Regions from separate parts of the Homo sapiens genome. Here region 1 is linked to region 2. The links are chromatin loops, found by intact Hi-C in ENCODE. Cell type or tissue: dorsolateral prefrontal cortex. All regions are shown on one strand. Links, peaks and the distances in the headings refer to the core of each region. The heading gives the core; the rest is flanking DNA. Region 1 overlaps BACH2 (BACH transcriptional regulator 2). Region 2 overlaps BACH2 (BACH transcriptional regulator 2).

Region 1 (5,382 bases), core at 276-5,275, 85 kb after region 2:
TTTAGCATTGGGCTCAATGCCAATCAACATATTCACTTGGTAGACCAACACTTCACAGAAATGAGAAAAGAGAAAACAATTACAAAGGAACTCTAAGGGCACAAAAATTTGTGAAGAAGTGAGATTGGGTTGTTAATTTATTCATTCACTCATGATATTCTGCATCAGATTATTTTCAGAAGCAAAAAACTTTGAATTGACCTAAACAGTAAGTAAATTTATTATTTTACACGACAGAGTTGCCTGGAAGTAAAGCCAACCCAGGACTGGTTTAGCCCACAGCTCACTGATATCCTCGAGGGCCTGGGTTCTTTCCATCTTTCGGTCCTATTTTGTAGGTTCCAGGGAAACCCATACCGCTGTGCATGAGCCAAGCTGATGACCAGATCTTGTATATCTAACAACAAATTCACCCACTGGATCAGGAACTGGGGCTGGGACCAGCTGCCCGAGCAGATGGCCGCTTAGAGGAGAGGAAATACTCCAACCAAATCAGGGTTGCACCAGCTAGAAAGGGGCTAATGGCCATTGAGTGAGCCCCTGGAGATATCCACGATGGTCATTTGAAAGGTATTCATTGAGCACCTACTATATGTCCACTCCTGTACTGATCACTAGAAACACAGAGACCAGGAACTGCCTGCACATAGACAATAATGAGGAAGGCAGACATTAATGAAATAATTATACAAATAAAGATAAAATTGCAACTGTATTAAGTGCGATGTTGGAAAGGTATGTGGTGTCATGAGAGCGTTAACTGAGGGGGAGGTGATGCCTCTCTGATGAAGGGATATGGAGCTGCTGGGGAAGGGGCATGGAGAAACATTTCAGACAAAGGGAGCACAAGCAGTGGCCAAGTAGAAGGATGGGGTATGGCACATTCAAAAACTGTCCCCAGATGGAAGACAGTGAGGGTGAGCTTGGAGTAAGACGGAGCTAAAGAGGTAGGCAGGAGCCAGTCCATATGAGTTGTATACAACAGAAGATAAGATTAACAAACATCTTTTTAAATTTTAAAAATATTAGACCATTTGTTCACATAAAGTTTTACACAAACAAAAGCTCTAAAATGCCTTGGTGCACAATGTAGTGTGACTATCAAATGGCCATTCCCCTTCCTTGCAAAATGCATACTTCTAGCCATTTCACTTACACTATCTCATCGAGAAGAAAGGCAGGTGTGGGAGGCAAGGCACAGGTAGACCCAGGAGCGGGGTTGAAAGATGAAGCCACACAGTCATAACTGATTGGGACAGGAAGAAAATAATTAAAGAGGCCAAGCTAGGAAAGGGACATCAGGAAGAGCGTGGCTTTGAGACAGGGTTGAACAGGATCAGGGGCCTGGGCAGGGGCTTCATGATGTGTAGTAAGTAACGAGAGACGGGTGGTTGAGCTGGGGGATGGGAAAAGACCCAGGAGCACAGGGCAGAGTCCAGAATTTACTTCCCTCTCCTATTCTAGGGAGGTAACGATATGGAGATGGCAGAACTCAGTCTCCCTCTGTGTCTTCTTTTGGTGGGGGGGGGGCACTTACTCACATAGCAAGAGGTTACACAAAACTATTCAAGGGAAAGTGCCACAAAGTCCTCTCTCAGCAAATGAAAATATGCTTCAGAAATAAACAACACTGCCACTCCCTCATGGGGCTGAAAAATATCATCTCTTAATTTGATTTCTTAGCACTAATAAACTACATCATAATCTCTCAATAGCTGAGTATAAATGGTCGAATTAACCATCTTCTGCCCTTCAAATACTTAATTTCCATGGTGACTAATTATGCATTTCTTTTACCACATGGATGGGCAAGTAACTAAATGGGCTCTATCTTCTAAAGCAGACATTTAACGTGTGACAAAGTCCTCTCAGATAAACTTGTCTCTTTTGAAATGAGATAACTAATTACTGGGTAAGACAGCAGAATCGTTTCCCTACTGGGAAATCAACTACGTGGTCTAGTAGAATGAAAGGCACGGACCATGGCAAATCAGGTCTGCAAAAACAGTAAACAAAACAAGCCAACAGAACAATTAACACATGTGGAAAAAGCCAAATACAGTATCCACTGCACAGCTGATTTGATTTTAAGACAACTGAATATGTGTTTCAGAAAGAAAGGGAAAAGAGTGAAAATATATGGAAGTATAAGAAAAGAAACAAAACATCCTAAAAGTAAAATAAGGCAACTAAAGGCAAAGGAAAACTTTTATATACGCAGACCTCATAGACTACACAAATCCCTTTGTCTGCATTCTCTAGAGAATTAAGAAATGGTCACTATACATATATTTTATTGCTCAGGAAGGAAGTCCACATCTCTTCCAGAATTCTAACTATTAAATACACAAAGCATTGAGCCATGCAGATAATTCTCTTTTCAAAATAGGGACATAACCTATTTTCTCTAGATCAGATGTAGCTGGCTAACTGAGAGCCCATAGCTATTGTGGTAACCAGGAGAAAAGGAAATGGATGATTAAAGTAAATCTAATTCAATAAGCTAGTGACATTGTACTGTACAAAACTGGGGATGGGAAAGAGGCGGATACAGGCCAAAGGAGGAATAGTGCTTATTTTGTTCCTTTTGAATTTTATCAAATTGTGTATATATTTGTGACTTTTACCCTAAGGAGCATAAAAAACTGACAATAAAAGATTATCTGAATGGAACATTGGTTTTTGGTAAGTGTCAAGCACAAAAGGAATCATAATTTTTTTCAACGAGCTTTCAAAGTATGTATGCTCTTGACATCTGCTGATAAGCTGCAGTTTCCTCCTAAAAACTTAAAGCTTCTCTAAATTCAACATAAGCTTGCTTTCAGTATCTGCAAAATATATGTGGATAAAATTGAAGTTTTCAAAAGGGAGTTACCATAGAAACACACAACTCCCTAAAAGAGCAGTCCATCATCTCTTAAGGGGAACCGTCATCACAGACATGTATTCAGTATCTCTCTGTGCACGTGAGGCCTTAGACAATACACAAAGGACAGTCAGCACTTGCACACTGGACAAATACAGAAATTAGATAAGCCAAGTCCTTACTCTAAGTAAGCAAGGCGGGGATGAGGCCCTTTGTGTATGTGCATGTGTGGGCTGTAGGGGACAGGAATCATGTGAGCTGGATCCTGTGATGCAGCTAAAATGCAGCCATCATAACATTTATTTAAAACACAATTCTATAACAATCTGGCCAGTGCACACAGTTATCACTATGGACTGTTTTCTGTGAATTCTTTTAAAATGAGGATCTAAGTACTAGAAGCAGCACGTACAAAAATAGTTTTATTTTTACTAGCAGAGTAGACTCAAGCTAAAAATAAACTAAATGGGAATTTTGTACTGCAGACTTTTCAAAAACAGTGTCTGTATACCTAAGACAAACACCACCTCTTAATTAGAAATTTCTGTAAAGCATTCCAAAAAGGCCACACTATTTTCAGTCAGACTATATGGTTCTTCAGACTTGGTTTCTCTTGAGACAAAAGAACCCCATGGAGACGACATCTAAGTTGGAGTCTTCACTTAAACCACTTATGGTCTTTATGAAAGGATTTTTGGGCCAGGCACGGTGGCTCATGCCTGTAATCCCAGCACTTTGGGAGGCCGAGGCCGGTGGATCACGAGGTCAGGAGATAAAGACCATCCTGGCCAACATGGTGAAACCCCATCTTTACTAAAATACAAAAATTAGCTGGGCGTGGTGGCGTGCGCTTGTAGTACCAGCTACTCTGGAGGCTGAGGCAGAGGAATTGCTTGAACCCGGGAGGCGGAGCTTGCAGTGAGCCGAGATCGGGCCACTGCACTCCAGCCTGGCGACAGAGCGAGACTCCGTCTCAAAAAAAAAAAAAAAAAAGGATTTTTGCCCTTAAAGAAGCCAAATCATTACACAGCCCTTTTACAATGGGACAGATCTAACTGGAAGGAAAAAAAAGATATACTTTTAGGCACTGTGCCCCAAAAAACTCAGCAATTAAAGTTTGGGATTAAAAAAAGTTAAAGCTATCTAAACTGAGGTTTGTATAGAAATGTGATTATTTTTGCAGGTGTATTATCTGTGATTGGTACTAATGATTTGCAAATCATATTAATGACCATAATAATGATATTTTTTCTAATGAAACACAGCACTTTACAAACATTAAGTATTTAATCCCTGTTAGGTAAATTACAGCTACTCTTAACCACATCTTACAAATGGTAATACTGATATCACTATTCATGATTTGCCCCAAATCACAGATGACTAACATCAGAATTTATTTTAAATAAATATAAACAATAAAGTACACATGTGCTTATTTGCATGTGTGAGTATACAAAGCATCATGATTAGGCATAGTTAAGCAACTGATTAGAAAGTCATTCAAGGTCTCACTTAAAAACCAATCAAGTTAAATCTAGGTAATACAGGCCTAGTACCATCAGTTGGCATTATTCTGGGGAAAAAAAATATCAGAATGCTTAGCAACTCAGAATGCTTAACATCCTACCTTTCCACTGCAACCTGTAACAGACAACGGCCAGTGGCCCACAATGCCAGTGCCAACCACAGACAGGATGGATGGCTCTGGAACCATTAGAAGGCACCATTCAAATAGACAATGGTACCAACCAGCGTCTCGATGGTGGTTATAGGTCTGAAAATGTGTACTAAAAGAAGCGGAACCTCTGGCCGATGAATTTATTTGGATTTCATGGCTATTAGTACTCTGACTTCCACATAACCTTTGAGATTCAGACTGAGCAGGAGTTCCTCAGAGAAGCTTCTCTGAGCCCTGAGCCGGACCCAACAATGCTGCTCCAGAGAATGTCTTCAGACTCCACCCCAGAGCTTCTTCACGATTTTTGGACACTGGCTTTCTTGAAAGCTTCCCAATAGGATCAAACTTCTTAAGGGCAGGAGCCATACTGTCTTGTGCCTGGACAATGTTTATAAATTGATGGAGCTTTATAAATGTTGAATAAGTCAATGAGCATAGGACTAAATTTATTTAAATTACTAGTGCTCTCATCTATCAGAAAATTTGTTCTTTCGGTGAATATATAATTAAAATGGTGTGGGTTAAAAGAAAGTTCCTGATTATCACAAAAAATTCAGAGACCAGGGCCAGGTGTGGTGGCTTATGCCTGTAATCCTAGCGCTTTGGGAGGCCAAGGCAGGAGGACTGCTTGAGCTCAGGAGTTCAAGACCAGTCTGGGCAACATAGTGAGACCTTGCTGCTACAAAAAATTTTTTAAAAATTAGCTGGGCGTGGTGGCACACACCTGTGGTCCCAGCTACTTGGGAGTCTGAGGTGGGAGGATCACTTGAGCTCAGGAGGTTGGGGCTGCCGTGAGCTGTGATCATGCCACTACATTCCAGTCTGGTCACGAGAG
Region 2 (5,382 bases), core at 181-5,180:
GTGTAACTTCTATCGAGAAAAAAATCCACGTATATGTGGACCCACGCACTTCAAACCTGTGTTGTTTAAGGGTTAATTGTACTATGTTCTCCTGTTTTAAGAAGTATCTGTTGCATGGAGTTGAAAGTTCTTCAACTTGTTTACTGTATTAAGTGAGCATCAAATAGCCAAAGCACTGGCAATGTTACTATAATAAGTAGTTTTGGAGGTTGTGCCTCTACTTGAGTGAACTGTTTGATTAGGTTAGAAAAGCAAATGGTACCCTAAGTATCAAAAGGCAGCCAAAGGTCACTCAGGGCCACAGGCTGGACCACAGTGCTCCAGGGTCTTTGCCCCATTATGAGCTGATCTGTTTTTCCCTTCAATGCCTCCAGCCAGCAGTGTTGAAATGAGATATTTTAGGATTTCCAAACTATTTCTAAGGCTGTTAGTCACAAACTCTTATCAAGGCAGTTTTCTCAGGTTGGTTAGCAGACAGGCTCAGAGCCTCACCTTTGCAGGTCAAAGCTCGAGAAACCCTCCACATGATAATTCACGCATCTGTTATTTTTTTACCTGTCCCTTCTCTGCCTTTAGCTTCTCAGTCATCCAACCCCGCCTCTGTGAAAAGTGCACAATGACTCAAGGCTTTTCTTAGGCCTCTGACAGGTGAACAAAGAAAAACACCTTTCACAAATCCATTCTATCAAGGGATAGAAGAAGAGAGAACAGAGCCTTCAGTAAAGAACCCTAAACATCCCACCAGAAAGTCCCAAACAACCCTGAAAAGTGAGAATAAAACTACCAAAAGCTGACAGAGGGTAACAAGCATTATTTCCAACCCACACTTGTCCTTCTAAAAAAAACCAACCCGCTACTGAAAAAACCCCTGAAATGTATGAAATCTAACATCGTTAACATATTTCCTGTCCTCACATAGCTTATAAAAATGTTTCTGAGCTTTTCCCTGGCTCATTTACAACGATGAGAAGGAGCAAAAAGGAAATGCAACAGATGGTACTGAGGGAGGAGGTACTACCATCCTCGCTCACAGTCATCCATCTTCGCAGTAAGTTATCCCCGCTTGGGCGAGGTTTCAAACGTTTTTCAGATGTACCAATGGCGTATTCTTGCTCGAGAACAATGAAGATGAGGCTCCTTTAAAAAGCTTCAGGTTAGAAGGCATGTTTACTACTGTCTATTTTTGTTGTTTCTAAAAGAGATCACCTCAGCTTTCCCTCTGAACCTCCCCAAACTGACTCTGCGAGAATCTAATCTGGTACTGATTTAGAGCTGACAGGTGGTACATGCATAATTAAAGATGACCTAACACAGAATGCTCTCATTCCTGGCATATTATCAGACACTTAAGGAAAGCAATTATCAGTAGGCAATCTTTTCTGTCAACAGAGATCGAGATGAAACATTTCTTCAATTAAGAGAATTCTGCAAGGATGCTGTACATATCCATCTGCAAATACTTGAAAACCTTTAGAGGTTAATACTAAGTCAGCTCAATGAAACACCTTTGGCCAGTTAACACATGCTCTCCTCTCCTCCCACTTTTCCTGGGAGGTCACATTTCAAACATCAAAATCGGAACAATTTTAAGGTGCTGCCAGACACCCTGACATGAGCGGACAAGGAAATCTCTGCATTTTTCTGCCTTGCTGAGGTCTGAAAATATAACAAGTTTTCCTTAAAGGTTCAAAGCAAAAAAGGATAGGGTTCACATTAAAGCAAATTCAATTAAAATTTCCCTTCAGAGCAGGATTATTCCCTCTCCATGCTCCACCCATGTCAGAAGTATTTAGAGAATTATTATCAAGCCTTAAAACTTCGTCTTGAATCTAAGTGATTTAAAGGATTTTTTTCTTTCATTTTGAAGAAATCAATATTACTCAAAGAAAAAAGGGACTTGACAAAAACGGAGGAATTTCCCATTTCAGGTGAAGGAGGGAAGAGGTGCCGCATTTCCTGATAGAATACTGTGCTTTTTATAAATTATAGTGCATGCACTTTGTATAAATGAATGCATTTAAGCTTTCCTTAGAACAGAAATTGCTTTAATGTTATAGTGAGACAAGTGATTTTCTTTTCTTTTTTAAAAGGGTAGTTTATAAGTTAATGGTTTTTTGAAGCCCATGTAAAAACTGCCTTCCACAAGACAGAGAACTTCACAATGTTTGTGGTGCATATTTTGCCACATTTCACAAGAGGTCTTATTGTTTAAATTCTTATAGCCTTATGTCATATGTGAACAAATGACTTTATTGTTCATTTGAACATGTCTTTATAGGATCTCTGGTGGTAGAGCTAGTGTTGTTGTTTGCATTTTTCCCCTCAACAAGCCAGAACAAAAGTCTCTTTTACTGAAGCGCTGGGAACTCAGGGACGATGGCAGTGTGGCAGCAGTTGTCAGTTGGAAACACCATAATGATAATGTAAGTGAAGTGCTCACATTAAGGGGTTGACTTCTGACAAGTCAAGGTCTACAGAAAAGTTTCCGCTACAGCAGACATTATGGTAATGCAAAAACAGAAGTACTTAATAGAATAATTAAGAATCATCCAGTACACTATTACTGCAGTAGGGCTCAATTCCTTTCGAGATATGCTTTCCTTGGAAGAGACTCCATTCAGAATATTAGGGGAAAAATATCAGTAGCCTTTGGGGAGAACATAATCAGATGGGAGGTGGAAGCGATGGCGGGATCATTAATGGGAGATTCAGTAGGACTCAAAGCTCAAGTTCATTATATTCCTTAGAACTAAGAATAGCTTCTGAATGAGTACTCACAATTCTCCACAGACCTATTTCTCCTAAGGAGCTCCCCCTTTCTCCCTTTCCAATTTTAATCTAAGAAAAAGAATAGAATACAGACAGACATGGGTAGGTAAGCAGGAACAAAGGAACCTCTACAGAATGGAAGAGAATCTAAGCTAGTTCCGTTTTAGATGTTGTTAAATCCCTTTGACCAGGATTCAATTTAGAACAACTCAAAAGATACAGTTTGACAGCATGCTGCATCAAGAGGACAGGAGAAAGAAAGAAGTCACAGGTGTAATGTTGTGGCAAACAACAAAATGTTATTTCCCAGTGCATGTCATGGACGAAAAGAACATATAAGATATAAGGCACATACTACCATTAAAGTAAACAGAATACAAAAAGGAAAGATTTTAGTGAGTTTATGTAGGGAGAGACCCTCATTTCTCACACAACTCAGAGTCCCTGACTTTTGTAGGACTTCAGTGAATAAAGCAAAGTCTGTAAGCACAGCCTTTCTATGCTGAGGATGATATATGGCACAAAAACATTTTACATGATGCCTTTTACACTTAGATATTATTTTAGAATCATAAACTAAAAGCGTTTTTAAGGTGGAGGTACCCGGCATAAAATAGATGTATCTTCTTTTTAACCAAGGCTTCTCCTGTCCACACTCAAACCTGGCTTTCCAAGTGTGTTGGCTTTACTATTTTATGATTGGATGAATAAAATAAGACTGTTAACTATGGCTACAAAATAAATTACGATACCCTGACCCCAACAGAGTATTATTTTGGAAAGAAAAAAAGTCAAATCCAAGATATTATTATCGTAACTGCAATCTACTTGTGACCCTGTTTCAGAAAACCTGCCATTTGGAAGCCTTATGGAGACATTTTTCAGAATCTTATGTATTCTCTCTGTTAACTGATCAGAGATACTTCTCAGGTTTCTTTCACCAAGGACAAAATATGACATATACTTAAGAAAGGATGGATATTGTTTCAGGATCTCTATCCATTCAGGAGAAGACACTTGCTTTTTAGTTAAAAAATGACTGTGACTAATTCCAGAGCACCTGGTATTGGCTTTTTCAAGAATGAGCATTTGAAGTCAAACTGGAAAATGGTGACTGGCACATCTGCAATGATCTAGATGATGGTAAGAGACGATCCAGAGATGGTAAGAGACAGATAAACCCAAAAAGGCTGGCCTCACTTTGCTGCAGAGGGATAAAAGAAAATAGAAGAAGCGAAAAAAATGATTTTTCTCTACAAGTCCCACTCTAGGAATCACCTTTGTTAACTTTGAGTTCTTTCACAAAATGAAATGTTATGTGACAATACAATCTGTTTCCCTTAGGGATGGAAGGTGATGAGGGGAGACCAGTGATAGGTGAGATTTAAAGACACGTAAAGGAAGGGTGGAAAAGAAATGCATTATGTTACCGAGCGAATGAGGATTAAATCTTCATAATGCATGTCAGATTCTCACAAAAAGAAAATAAAACAAGGGCAAGCTTTTACTGAACACCTAATATCACCCAGCTGTGAATAAAAGAAAAAGAATCTCACTCTGACCAATTCATACAAATTGACTAATACTTATTCCCTTATGGTCCATGGTAACCCATACTCCAAGCACACATGATGTTCTTTCACATGTACACATTTGTAACTTTCTGTAAACTAATTAGCGAAGGAGAATACAAAATAGGCAGGTATAATGGAAACTAGTGAATTCCATCCCTGAAGCTAGTTGTACTGTAATATCTTCTGCATGGTGCCAACAGCCCCCTTTCCCTTTGCTTGTTCCGACACAATGCCTTCAGGTCTGTCTAAGTAATGTAATTTACTAGAGTGGAATTCCCTCGGTACCCTGTGCAGTACTTGGTGACAGTATCATTTATACTCCACCGTGTCGTGGCCTGACACTGATCCATCCGCCTTCATCCCTCATTCAGAGGAGAGCATGCAATTTCACCTTCCTCCGTGCCCTTCTCTGGTGTGCACGTACACATTCACTCCACTCAGCCCTAATTACAAACCTGGGTTAAAATACTCTCATTAGATTTATATTTCACACTCCAAATGTCAATCTTGTTGAAAATTCCCGTTTTCCGGAGGATTCATCCATTAGCAATAAACTTTAAAGCATTCTGTGACTGAGTGCATTAAACCAGCAATGCGGACATGCACTTAAAATACATCATTAGAGAAAATCTCCATTGCAAATACTTTACACTATTCAACCAAAGGAATAATGAGCCCCGCCTGGCCAGTACCCTCAAACTGCACATGAAGGATAAGTTAAAACTGGCAGTTTTGCAGGAAGGAGCACACAGTGTATCCACAGGATGCATTTCAGAATCTGTCATTCCTTATGAAAGCGTGGGAGGGAATCACAGCCAGAGTCTAATTTATCACCTTCTCTCACCTATTATTTTTACAGAAACTTCGGTCTATGGCAAAGGGCAAGAGGGACGGCGAAGATAATGGGGAATATATGAGTGTGTACAGGGAACAGAAGCTGTATCTGCAATGCCAGGAACTTTGAAAGTCACCTAGAATGATTTGCTCGGCCTGAAAAGCATTCTTCCATTTCGTTAACAGAGAAAAGTGGAGAAAGCAG

What was found. Peaks named below come from ENCODE experiments on the same cell type or tissue, not always from the same donor. Only the 100,000 strongest peaks of a DNase experiment are listed, where the experiment ranks them.
Region 1: a loop joins it to region 2, with 2.4 times the contacts of the local background. A loop is called at or near these places in 5 of 110 quality-filtered maps.

The regions. Positions count from the first base shown.
Region 1 is chr6:90,157,246-90,162,627 of GRCh38, forward strand. The region is part of intron 4 of BACH2 (BACH transcriptional regulator 2); the gene reads right to left. Among named protein-coding and RNA genes, the nearest start is that of BACH2, 140 kb to the right of the region's middle. RefSeq lists an enhancer at 1-568. In dorsolateral prefrontal cortex, for the core only: no CTCF peak of the experiment used is centred there; a DNase peak (open chromatin) is centred at 3,068; H3K4me3 peaks cover 985 bases; H3K27ac peaks cover 2,496 bases.
Region 2 is chr6:90,072,050-90,077,431 of GRCh38, forward strand. The region is part of intron 5 of BACH2 (BACH transcriptional regulator 2); the gene reads right to left. Among named protein-coding and RNA genes, the nearest start is that of GJA10, 180 kb to the left of the region's middle. In dorsolateral prefrontal cortex, for the core only: CTCF peaks have their summits at 2,216 and 2,420; a DNase peak (open chromatin) is centred at 2,376; H3K4me3 peaks cover 1,342 bases; H3K27ac peaks cover 2,235 bases.